2 separate regions of the Homo sapiens genome follow, and region 2 is linked to region 1. Evidence: chromatin loops called from intact Hi-C (ENCODE). Cell type or tissue: PC-9. All regions are shown on one strand. Each heading gives the region's core, and the rest is flanking DNA. Links, peaks and the distances in the headings are about the cores only.

Region 1 (6,002 bases), core at 1,429-3,928:
GCCCCCATTTACTCTTGATCTCTTTATTCTGCTTTATTTTCTTCACAGCGTTTATTACTACTAAGTATTTCATTTGTTTACTATTTGTTTGCTTGTTTACTGGTTGACTTCTAGCCATCCCTTGGTAGAGAGCCCCTCCCTGGGTTCTGTCCCCTCTCCACACTTTTTTTTCCCACTTACAATAGACAGTGAGCCATTATAATATAAGCTCTTTGAAGGCAACAACTTTCTTTTGTTCACTACTATATACCTAGCAATATTGTACCCCCTCAATAAATATCTGTGGAATGAATGAATGAATGACTGGTGGATATGATCTAAGTGAATGCTATAGATAACACATGTCCTAAGGAATAGCATCTGACTGGAGAAGTCAGAGCATGCTTCCTGAAAGGTGCTGGGCTTAGCATCAAATTTGCCTGTTTGTATTCTGTGTCATCAACCAGATGTGAGCGCCTCATGGGTAGCGGCAGTGTCTTTTCATTGATTCCCTTGGTGCTTAGCACAAATCTTGGCACATAGTATGAATTCAATATATATATATTTGTTGAATAAGTGAAGAGAGCTGGATTCTGAGTTGAAAAAGATGAGGAATTCTATACTCTATTTGAAGAGAAGAGGGGCCTGTGCTCCCTGGAACTCAAACCCTAGGCAAATGCATGGGCTGTGTGCTCCTCTTAGGTCTTATCATATATATCTGATCCCTAATTTTGCCATCTCTGTCCCTGCCTGGCCCTCCTAGCCAAGAAAACTGCTGAAATGAGAAGGTCCCAGGAGCCACCAGAGCAGGGAGGAAGTAAGAAAACAGCTATTTCCGCCTTACCTGTTGGTTGTTGGGTCCTTGCTTCTTTCAGGTAGTAGAGTGCTTTGTCATAGTCCCCAAGGTGGTAGAAGGCCACACCAGACCGGTAAAGGGCCTTGAAGTTCTCCCCTTCCTTCTTCAAGACTTTGAGGCAATATTCCTTGACTCGTTCATAGTTTACCAGCTCAGCCTGGAGCAGGCAGGCTATGGAGGAAGGGAGGGAAAATGCCATCAGCACAACAGTGGCCAGCTCTGCATGTTTCCCTTGAGTTGCTTCTCTCCAGAGGTTTAGCAGGGTTGGGGTTTTCCACTGGGGTTTACATCTTGGGATTTGTCTTCCAATAATCCTAGCCTCCCTGACCAGTTTCATCACTAAAAAGCCATGTTAACAAGGCTTGAGCAAGTCACTTAACCTTGTATTATGGGTTGAATTATGCCCACCCTTCCACCACCAAAAGATATGTTGAAGTCCTAACCTGCAGTACACAAGAATGTGACCTTATTTGGAGACAGGATCTTTACAGAGGTGATCAAGTTGAGGTCATTACAGTAGGGCCTAATCCAGTGTGACTGGTATCCTTATAAAAAGGGGAAATATGTACACAAAGACAGACACACACAGAGGAAAGACGACATGATAAAACATGGGGAGAAGAGAGCCATCCATAAGCCAAGGAATGCCTGAGGCTACCAGAACCTCACAGAGAGGCATGGAACAGATTCTTCCTCACATCTTTCAGAATAACAACCCACCAGCACCTGGATCTTGGACTCCTAGCCCCTGGAACTGTGAGATCATACATTTCTATTATCTCAAGTCACCCAGTTTGTGGGACTTTGTTGTAGGCAGCCTTAGGAATAAGCTACCAGAGGCAATCATCATCTCTTCATCATCATCTTCATCATCATCATCACCATCATGGCCAATATTTGTTGAGTGCTTACCTTGTACAGATGCTGGTCTCATTGTTTTACATGTATTACTGATATAATCCTCAGAATACTCCAATGTGGGTACTATTACTGTTTCAATTTTATAGGTGAGGAAGCTGAGGCCCAGAGAGCTGAAGAAATTTCCCAAGTCCACACAACGTGAAAGAGACAAAGATGGGATTTAAGCTGAAGCTGTCTGGCTCCAGAATCCAAGTCCTTCCTAATCTAGTTGTTGGAGGGATTATATAAAATAATGGCCATAAAGTACTTAATGTGGGCTTGGCACATAGCAAGCATGAAAAAAATGTTAGTTAACATTCTTAGAATTCTTTTTAGTCTTGTACCAGTAACATCTGCCTCTGACTTCCCTCAAGTTCCCTTTCATGTATATTTGTCTCTGCAGTTCCTGAGAGAGGGGGCTTTCTGGTAGGCTAGTGACCAGCTCATACAAGCCACATGTCTGGACATGAGAGACCTAGGTGTCCCAGGCAAGAGGAAGCTATGGCAGGCAGGTCTCATGGTGGAGAGCTTCCCCATCCCACAAACAGCCATCTTTGAGTAAACCATGTCCCTTTGAGCTTTCCCTTACCAGCCCTGAGCCACAGGGAGCCACAGGGCTGGGACTAGAGTGATGACACGCCTGGAGGATGACTAAATGGCCTTGAAGAATGATTGAAATTTCGTGCCCTAGGCACCTCCCTCTAATCCCAACCCTGCTGAGCCACCTCGCCTCCATTTAACCACTCAAATATCTAGTAGGCATTGACCAACGGCAAAGTATGTTGCATACTTCGGAGGGAGTACAAAAAAAGAGACAGGAAAAAGGCACCTGTCTGCTTCTTCAAAGCAAATAAAAACAGAGACTTAGGAGGCAAAACTGGTGCTTCTGTTCACAACCCGGCTGGGTGGCTGGGGGAGAATGCTGATGCTCTGTTCCTTCTTTGTGCCCAGACTTTTCCACACTGACAGAAGACACCTCAGGATAGAGACAAGTCACTGATTTCAATCTTCAGGGGTCTAACGTCAGTCATTCTGACCCCTTAAATAACTTCCCAGGTATCAGAATTGCTGAGATTTTTTAAGAGACCAGATTTTTTTTGAGCATTTAGGACCAAAAAACTCCATTCTTTCACAGAATGAGGAGAAATACACAGACTGTCAAGATGAAGGTATGAGAACCAGGAAGTGAAAGAGAATCAGCCCAGATCTAGAAACTGACCTGTCAGGTTTCACTGGCTGCAGGGCAGAAAGCCAAGTCAACAGAAGCAACAGGCTGCTAACCCCCGAGGGCAGCTCTTGTTCACCCAGGACTACAATCTTCTGGTGCACCAGGGGGTCCTTCTGATAAGCTGATGCTACAAGCCCCCCTCCCCTCTCCTCCCTCTCTCTCCATGGTGGGATCTTAGGCCCTTCTGTCCCCTTCCTCACCTGCATGTTGTCGGAGCCTGTGCTGGTGCTTATACAGCTGTACAGAGAGAGAGAGGGGTTTCTGTAAAAAGGTTCCTGGATGTGAACCTCACTGACTGCTACCTGTGTGTGACTTGGCTCCAGCACCTGCTCCCAGAGCTAAAAGCTGTCCTGTCCACAGCTTCCACGCTCCCTGCCTGAAGTCCTCTCTGACCGGGCCTAGCAGCCCTCTTCCCGTCCAGCCCTCCCTCTTTGAACAGACACTTCTGTTTGCTGACCCTGGCAGTCTAGGAAAAGGACCATTTAACAAATAAAAATAAAAATAAAATAAAATAACAGTTTTTGAATGCATAAAATGGTGGTGACAGGGGCAGGGGAAGCAAAGAGGCCTGGAAATGGGGAAGCCTCCCCCTTCCCACAAAGGGTTAAAGGAACCACAGCAATCAATTTCTGGCACTTATTTGGTAAAAATATTTCTAGTTCCCCTGCAGATCCGGTGGGAACTGGCATACCTGGCTGTGGACCAGGGTTCAGACTTTGGGGGAGGCAAGGGAGGCAGGGCTAGGCTGGTTATAGGGTGTGGAGCCTCAGCTGACACCACAGACAGGGCCCAGAAAGATGGAGAAATAGCTGGGCCAAGAGGTAGAATCTGGATAAGAAGTTGGGGTGCTAGGCCAGGACTCTTTTTTTTTTTTTTTTTAAATGGAGTCACGCTCTATTGCCTAGGCTGGAGTGCAGTGGTGCGATCTCGGCTCACTGCAACCTCTGCCTCCTGGGTTCAAGCAATTCTCCCGTCTCAGCCTCCCAAGTAGCTGGGACTACTACAGATGCCCGCCACCATGCCTAGCTAATTTTTGTAGTTTTAATAGAGACGGGGTTTCACCATATTGGTCAGGCTGGTCTCGAACTCCTGACCTCTGGTGATCTGCCTGCCTCAGCCTCCCAAAGTGCTGGGATTACAGGAGTGAGCCACTACACCCGGCCCAGGCCAGGACTCTTAAGGGAATCCAGGGGTGGAGGGGGTGACAGCCAGGCTGGAGGCTGGCCTCAGCGCTACCTGCAGGTGATTTTTAGGCACCTCTCTGCTTTGGGTGGGTGGCTACTGGTACATCTAGTAAGCCCATGGGATAGGTAAGATGGGATGACAGCAGGCACGTGTGAGGGCTGAGGAAGTTAAGACGACGTGGACTGGCTGCCTCCTGATTGCTCCTTCCCCATCCCTGTAGCCATTAGCCAGGACCTGGGGTTGCAGTGGACCTCAGGATAAGTGGCATCGCCCCACAGTGTGTCCTCCTCATGGTTATTAATCCCTTCTCTGGTGTCAGAGGTGCTAAATACTTCACATACACTATGTCTTTTAATCCTCACATCAACTCCATGAAACAGGTTCTATTTTTATCCTTCTTTTATAGATGATGAAACTGAGTTCCAGAGAAATGAAGTAACTTGCTGAAGGTCACCCAGCTGGAAGGGGGTAGAATTAGGATATCAGCCCACTTCTGTCAGGCTTCCAAGACTGTGCACTTGACCTCTGGGGTGTCTGTGGGGATGCATTTGAAGCCATCGGAAACCCACACAGCCCCTGGGGAGAAAGAGAGGTCATCTGTGGAAACTCCCTTCTGCTGTGTTCCAAAGCTAACAAGCAAAAATTGATGCCTAACTGCTGGGCACTGGGCGGGGCAGTGGGATCAGCTGATGAGCTGACACCCGCCCCCCCACCCACCTGGGGCTAACAGATGGGCAGGGAGGGCAGAGGTCATGTTATCTCAAATATTCACATGTGGGCTAACTGCTATGAAGGACAAAGGTAGAGAAGGAGCATACCCAGGCAGGAGGGGCCTTACCTTGATCTAAAGTATAATGGGAGGCCTTCTTGGAAGAAGTAGCATTATAGCTGGGATCTAAAGATTGGGTATTTCTCAGCCTCAGCACTATTGACATTTTGGACTAGATGATTTTTTGTTACATGAGGATGTCTTGAGCCTTGCAGGATGCTTAGCAGCTCCCCTAGCCTCTTCTCACTACATGCCACTTGTGACAACCAAAAAATGTCTCTGGAAATGGCCAAGTATTCCCTGGGTGGTGGGGTGGTGGTAAAATCACCCATGTTTGGGAATCACTGATCTGGGTGAAACTGTGACTTTTCAAGGCAGAGCCAAGAAAGAGAGGGAGCGAGAGGGGAATGGCCTATTTCAGAAAGTTTGGGAAGCCATGCATGCCAGGTTGGAGCAGAGAACCAGAGGGAAGGGTAAAAAAGGTGAAGCTGGAAAAGAAAGAAACCATGACACAGAGACCCTTCTGGTCCACGTAGAAGATCTGGGACTTCATTGTGAGGCAAGAGTGGATTTGGATGATGAAGTGATGGTGACTCAGGTGACCAGAGTGGAGGCGGATAAGCAGGAAAAACAGATCAATGTAAGTGGCATCCAGGAGGCAGAGGTGACCAGCAGCAGGGAATTTCTGCAATATTTTCTCTCTGCTGTCCACATTTGCAAGGTAGAGCCGTTCATCTGGGAGATCTTTATTGTCATTTTGGATTTCCTGATTGTCGAGAAGTGTTTCTCCATGTTGTGGTGACCTGGTCTCTGTTTGAATTAAGGATTATCATGTCACAGTCTCTATACTCTGCCATTTGGCATGCATCGGTATTTTAAAGAGCACTGAACTAGGAATCATAAGAGCTGGATTCTAGTCCCATCTTTGCCACTAGCCAACATTATGAAAATTACTTTCCCTTTCTGGGCATCTGCAAAATGAGAGATCTAAATTTCACTAAATGATCTCTACCGTCCTTTCAGATCTAACAGCCTCTAAATACAAATGTTTGCCACTTAATAGAAGGACAAAATTGTTTCACTGG
Region 2 (6,002 bases), core at 1,308-3,807, 53 kb before region 1:
TTCTGTGCTGGATGCTTGGATTGGGAGGGCAAAGCTGACATTTTGCTGAGCCTTGAGGTTAGTTTCACCAGGATCCAGATAACCTTTGTAAAGCCAACTGGGCAAAAATGAAAAATTGACCAATCTCCTTGCTGGTGCCATATGGAAAGGTGCCATACTATTTTTGTTTTGTTGAGACAGAGTCTCGCTCTGTCACCCAGGCTGGAGTGCAGTGGTGCCATCTCAGGTCACTGCAACTTCCGCCTCCTGGGTTCAAGTGATTCTCATGCCTCAGCCTCCCCAGCGGCTGGGATTACAGGCACATGTCACCATGCCCAGCTAATTTAGTATTTTTAGTAGAGATGGGGTTTCGCCATGTTGGTTAGGCTGGTCTCAAACTTGTGATCTCAGGTGATCTCCCCACCTCGGCCTCCCAAAGTGCTGGGATTTCAGACATGAGCCAGTCACCCAGCCAGGCACCATATACTGTTAACATGTATACAAATTGCTGCATGTTTCTGGAAAGCAGCTTGGCCATATGGTATTAAAAACTACAACACAGGCCTAGTAATTCTGTTACTACTCCATAGTAATAAAAACTAGTTTAATGTGTCAACTGTTGCACTAAGACCTGACCTATGTTATCTCATTTACAATATTTCAACATCTTTAAGAGTACATCCATTATTATCTCCATTTTACATTGAGGAAAGTGAGGGCCAGAGGGTTGAGTAACATGCCCAAGACCGCACAACTGGCAAATAGTGGAGCTGGGACTTGTCTGATTCTGGCATCTGCGTTTGTATCATAAGATTGAGTTGGGGCCTGGCACGGTGGCTCACACCTGTAATCCCAGCACTTTGGGAGGCCAAGGCGGTTGAATCACGTGAGGTCTGGAGTTTGAGACCAGTCTGACCAACATGGTGAAACCCTGTTTCTACTAAAATTACAAAATTAGCCGGGTGTAATGGCACATGCCTATAATCCCAGCTACTCGGGAGGCTGAGGCAGGAGAATCGCTTGAACCTGGGAGGCAGAGGTTGCGGTGAGCCGAGATCGCGCCATTGCACTCCAGCCTGGGCAACAAGAGCGAAACTCCCGTCTCGAAAACAAACAAAAAAAACAAACAAAAAAAGATTGAGTTGGATGCAGACAAAGATTTACAAGTCATCCCAATGTTATTTACAGGATCATTCAAGAGACTACAAATGACCCAAATAAGAATGCGGGTCTTCTGCCAGCCTCTTCCTCACCCAACAACATGGAATCTGATATAGTGAGAGCAAGAAGGCTCTCTTTACAAACTAGAAAACTGTCTAAATGCCTGACAACAGGAGGTTGCTTAAAGTCTGCTGCTTTTCAAGGCATTTATTGAGTACCTTCCTGTGCTAGGTACCATCTGGACACTAGAGATTTGCAGCTTCTTTAGCCAGGTTCTCAAAGACTATATTGTCTGGTGGGAAAGACCAAAATATGAAGAAATCTGTTTAATGTAATGTAGTCAGCGCCATGATGGGGTGCTAAAGGAGCACTGTGGGCTGGGTTTAGCCTGAGCTGGGGCTTCACCTCATGGAGGAGACAGAACCTGAGCTGAGTCCTAAAGAATAAAAGATACCAAGGCGGGAGATGGTGAGATGCTCCCTCTCCTCTCAGGCAGCACAATTCTGTGTCCACCTTTTTAAAAAAGTGAACCTTGTAATGCCTCACCCTGGGTTCCTAGCGCTGATTTTATCATGGACCATGTGAGATATTTTGTGGCCATTAGATTATTCATGAACAGGTTATACATGAAGCTAAATTTTTCATGAATAATTAAGAAAATGTGAAAATGCTCATGATAAGCTAAATGGTAGGATATAAAAAATTTCAAAAGCAATTGGATCCCTATTATATACAGAAAATATATTTACATTTAAAAAAATACACACCTGATAGGCTCAGGAAAAAGACTGGGAGAAAGTCAGCTATCTTTGTGGGGAGGTATCATAGATGGTTTAAAAATGTTCTTTTGGAATTTATTAAACTTTAAAAAAAAGAATATATGTTACTTTTCTATTCAGCAAAACAATGGCAAATAAAATAGTTTGAGGATGCTTTCCCATGCTAACCAGGTTCCTTTGCAGGTGTTCCAGAGGCCACTGGCTTCAAGGTTGTCCCCTGCCCTAAGCAGTATAACGAGGTGATTCCAGAAGCCCTGCTTATGGAAGGTAGGACTGGGGCCAACTTCCTGGTCCCCCTCACCCCTTTCTTCGTCCCTTCCCTCCAGTGGAGAGTTGGTGCTGGAATGGTGAGCACCTGCAGACTGCTAGCAGAATCCAGTGAGGGCACATGTACAGAGAACATTCTAAGAAGGAGGTGCTGTGGGGGTTTCCTAGGGGCACAGCTGGTTAGGGATGTCAGGTCCTGCACAGGCAAATAGCACGTTCCTACAACACAAGTGCACACCCCTCTGTCAAAGGAGCTGCACCAGGCCTGCGTCCACCACACCCTGTTTACGTGCCTATGGAATGTGGTTCATTCAAGGCTGGGGCTGATGTCCTAATCCTCTGAGCCCTTGGTCCCCACCCGATCTAGTCCAACTAGCTCAAGCTGGAGAACATGTTTTGGCATAAGGGGGTGGGGTGGAGATGAGGGTGGGGGTCTGCCACTCTGTCCCCTCCTCCTCTCAGTCATTGGTCACACTGCTGCTATCCAACCAGGAGTGCCTGTTATGGGGTCTCAGTGGGAGGCACTGGACACTTCTTTGTGACGTAAGGACAATGGGGAGGCTTGAGAAAGATCAGCCTAGGAAATGTGCTCATGGAACACAGGTTGGATCACGCCACGCCCAATGTCTGCAGGAAAGGATCCACATTCTTGAGCACGGCCTTCAGGGCCCCACCCAATCTGACCTGAGTCTACCTTCCCAAATGCCCATCACAATTTCCCTGCCTCCAGTCCTTCCCCATCCCTAAGACTCAACACTTCTCTGCTTCCTGAAACACTTGATTTTCCAGGAATGGAGGCCTCCTGCTTGAAAGAGTATTATCCTCTTTATGAACTGACTTTCTGGCTATCTACCTAGGTGTCTTAAGAAGACTGCAACCTGTAAGTGGTCACCATGGGTGCCGTGGCTCACGCCTGTAATCCCAGCACTTTGGGAGGCAGAGGCAGGTGGATCACCTGAGGTCAGGAGTTCAAGAACAGCCTGGCAAACGTGGTGAAACCCTGTCTCTACTAAAAATACCAAAAAAAAAAAAAAAAAAAATAGCTGGGTGTGGTGGCATGTGCCTGTAGTCCCAGCTACTCTGGAGGCTGAGGCAGAAGAATTGCTCAAACCCGGGAGGCAGAGGTTGCAGTGAGCCGAGATGGCACCACTGCACTGCAGCCTGGGTGATACAGTGAGATTCCATCTAAAAAAAAAATAAATAAATAAGTGGTCAAATGTGAGGGAAAGAGACAAGGCAAGATGGGAAAGAGAAGAAAGGAATAGAGATCAGATTCCATCCCCTAGAAGATGATAGTCTCCCTGGTGAGACTGAACACGCTAGGATGCAGTGGAGAAGGGTACCAAGCACCACGGGACACCTGTAGATGGAGGGACATCCTGAGGGCCATGGCTAGTGTGGAGTGGCCCGATAACGTAGCACCGATTCCCACCTAGTTCTATACTTTACCCAACCTGAAAAGAAAAGACTCATCCCTCCAATCCTCTGACAAATGGTTATCGAGGGATGACTCTGGTCCCAGTTGCAGTGTGACTGGCAAATTCCAGTTCTGTGTGGGACCAGACAGGTCAATGAGTGAGGCACTCTTATGACAGTAAGATGCAGTGGGGAATGGTGCTGTAAGGAAAGGCATTCCCCATCTAAAAGCATGTCCTTAACTAATGCTCAAACACATCATCTCAGTGTTTTAAAACCCCTGAGGGTGAATGGGACAGAAAATGACTGCCACTTTTTTGGAATTTGCCATCTAGTGGGAAAATCAGCTTACCCAACAATTAAGGCACTATGATAATCTATATTTCAATATCTATCTATCTGTTAATGTCTATCTCTGTCTCTATATCTGTATTTCCTATATGGAGAGAGGGAGCGAGATAGGCACAGATAGGCAGACAAGAGGTGGGAAGTGGTGTCCCAGTTGAGACCTGGAAGATGACTAAGACTTAAATAGTCCTGGGAGTGGTGTTAATGGGGAAGCCAGGTGTTGGGAGCAGCTGTGTGAAGGGGATTGGATTTTATCCTCTGCCAGCTCACTTATCTTAAATTCCTTATCTCACAGAGCACTTTGTTCTTGCAGCCTTTTCTTTGTGATAAGCACTAGTGTTAGGCAATAACTGGTAGGGAAAAAAAGATTAATTTTTACATAGGTGGGAGATGAAGAGGGTGCTTCCAGCTGGGTTCTGCCTGTGCTATTTAGTTTGCCCTGGGGTGAGGAAAAAAATGTGTCTCTCAGGACACATTCTATGCAGAATCAGAAAAGGAAATGGAAAATAACATGTGGGGTGAGAGGTTTAGGAGATAAATTTCAGGCATAGGGGATCTTTTCTATGCTCCTATCTCTGAGCAAATGATATTAAAGTCAGAATATAACAGCCCCTCCCTCCTTCCTCCTACAACCCATCTTGGGAGTTTTGTCCCAGTAATGTAACAGTTTTCAATGTTTGGCCCGTCGATCCCTGGAGATAGGGGAGGTCAAAACTATTTTCACAATAACACTAAACTGTTGTTTATCTTTTTCACTGTGTTGACATTTGCACCGAAAAGCACGGCAGGTCAAACTCCTGGCATCTTGGGACAGGCAGAGACAGCAAATGGGACAGCACTCCTTGTATTCTCCATCACCAGGCGCTTGAAGTAATGGGAATGCCAGTTTCACTTAAGAATGCCCTTGATAAAGCAATAGTTACTTAGTAACATTACTATGTTAATTAAATCCTGACTCTTGCTTAACTATATCTTTTTAACATTCTCTGAGATGAAATGTGAAGTCACATCGTCACATCAAGTATTTCTGCTGTGTATTGAACTACAAGTTTGCCTGGAGGAAAAGCACATATGTGATTGAGTTGCGAGCTGAACTAGCTGCCTTTTTTTTTCTTTTTCTTTTTCTTTTTCTTTTTCTTTTTTTTTTTTTTTTGAGACGGAGTGTCTCCCTCTGTCACCCGGCTGGAGTGCAGTGGTGTGATCTTGGCTCACTGCAAGCTCTGCCTCCTGGGTTCAAGCGATTCTCGTGCTTCAGCCTCCCAAGTAGCTGGGATTAGAGGCACGTGCCACCACACCTAGCTAATTTTTGTATTTTTAGTAGAGATGGGGTTTCACCATGTTGGCCAGGATGGTCTCGATCTCCTGACCTCGTGATCAGCTCACCTTGGCCTCCCAAAATGCTGGGATTACAGGCGTGAGCTACCGTGCCCGGCCTTTTTTTTTTTCTTTTTTAAATGAAACACTGTTTTTACTTGAAAGGATAATTGTCAAGCAAACTATGGTTATTCAGGATTGAGTATTTCACAGATATTTTCTTGCAAGTGAACAAAGTTAGCCTGTCACTTCACTGAAAACAACTGTATTTGTTGCCAACGATGAAATTCAAGCTTTCAATTGAAAATTAGAATTTTGGAAAATTTTTGTCTATCATGAACTTGACCCTTCCCTTCCCTTCCCTTTCTCCCCTTTTCCTCTCTTTTTCTTCCCTTTTTCCTCCCCTCCTTTCTTCCTCCCTGATAGGATCTTACCCTGTCACCCAGGCTGGAGTATAGTGGCATGATCAGGACTCACTGCAGCCTTGACCTCCTGAGCTGAAGCAATCCTCCTGTCTGAGCCTCCGAAGTAGCTGGGACTACAGGGACTGCAGGCACACGCCACCACACCCGACTAATTTTTCTTTTTCTTTTCTACTTCTTTTTTTTTTTTTGGTAGAGACGGGATCTTGCTAAGCTGGTCTGGAACTCCTGGAGTCAAGAAATCCACCTGCCTCAGCCTCCCCTGCTGGGATTACAGGCATGAGCCCTCACCATACCTGGCTTTGGCAGTTTCTTG

The links. Hi-C counts contacts between places; a loop is a spot of excess contacts. Peaks named below come from ENCODE experiments on the same cell type or tissue, not always from the same donor. Only the 100,000 strongest peaks of a DNase experiment are listed, where the experiment ranks them.
Region 2: it touches region 1 in a loop (8-fold over the local background); 17 of 110 quality-filtered maps call a loop at or near these places.

The regions. Positions count from the first base shown.
Region 1 is chr14:70,662,568-70,668,569 of GRCh38, reverse strand. It overlaps TTC9 (tetratricopeptide repeat domain 9), which reads right to left. Exons shown (of 3, transcript NM_015351.2): 2 at 824-1,006. Among named protein-coding and RNA genes, the nearest start is that of TTC9, 24 kb to the right of the region's middle. RefSeq lists enhancers at 1,186-1,686, 1,687-2,187, 2,685-2,844. In PC-9, for the core only: no CTCF peak of the experiment used is centred there; DNase peaks (open chromatin) are centred at 2,059, 2,449, 2,969, 3,279 and 1 weaker place; H3K4me3 peaks cover 1,724 bases; H3K27ac peaks cover 2,500 bases.
Region 2 is chr14:70,715,395-70,721,396 of GRCh38, reverse strand. No RefSeq gene overlaps it. Among named protein-coding and RNA genes, the nearest start is that of LINC01269, 20 kb to the right of the region's middle. In PC-9, for the core only: no CTCF peak of the experiment used is centred there; DNase peaks (open chromatin) are centred at 2,466 and 2,806; H3K27ac peaks cover 1,402 bases.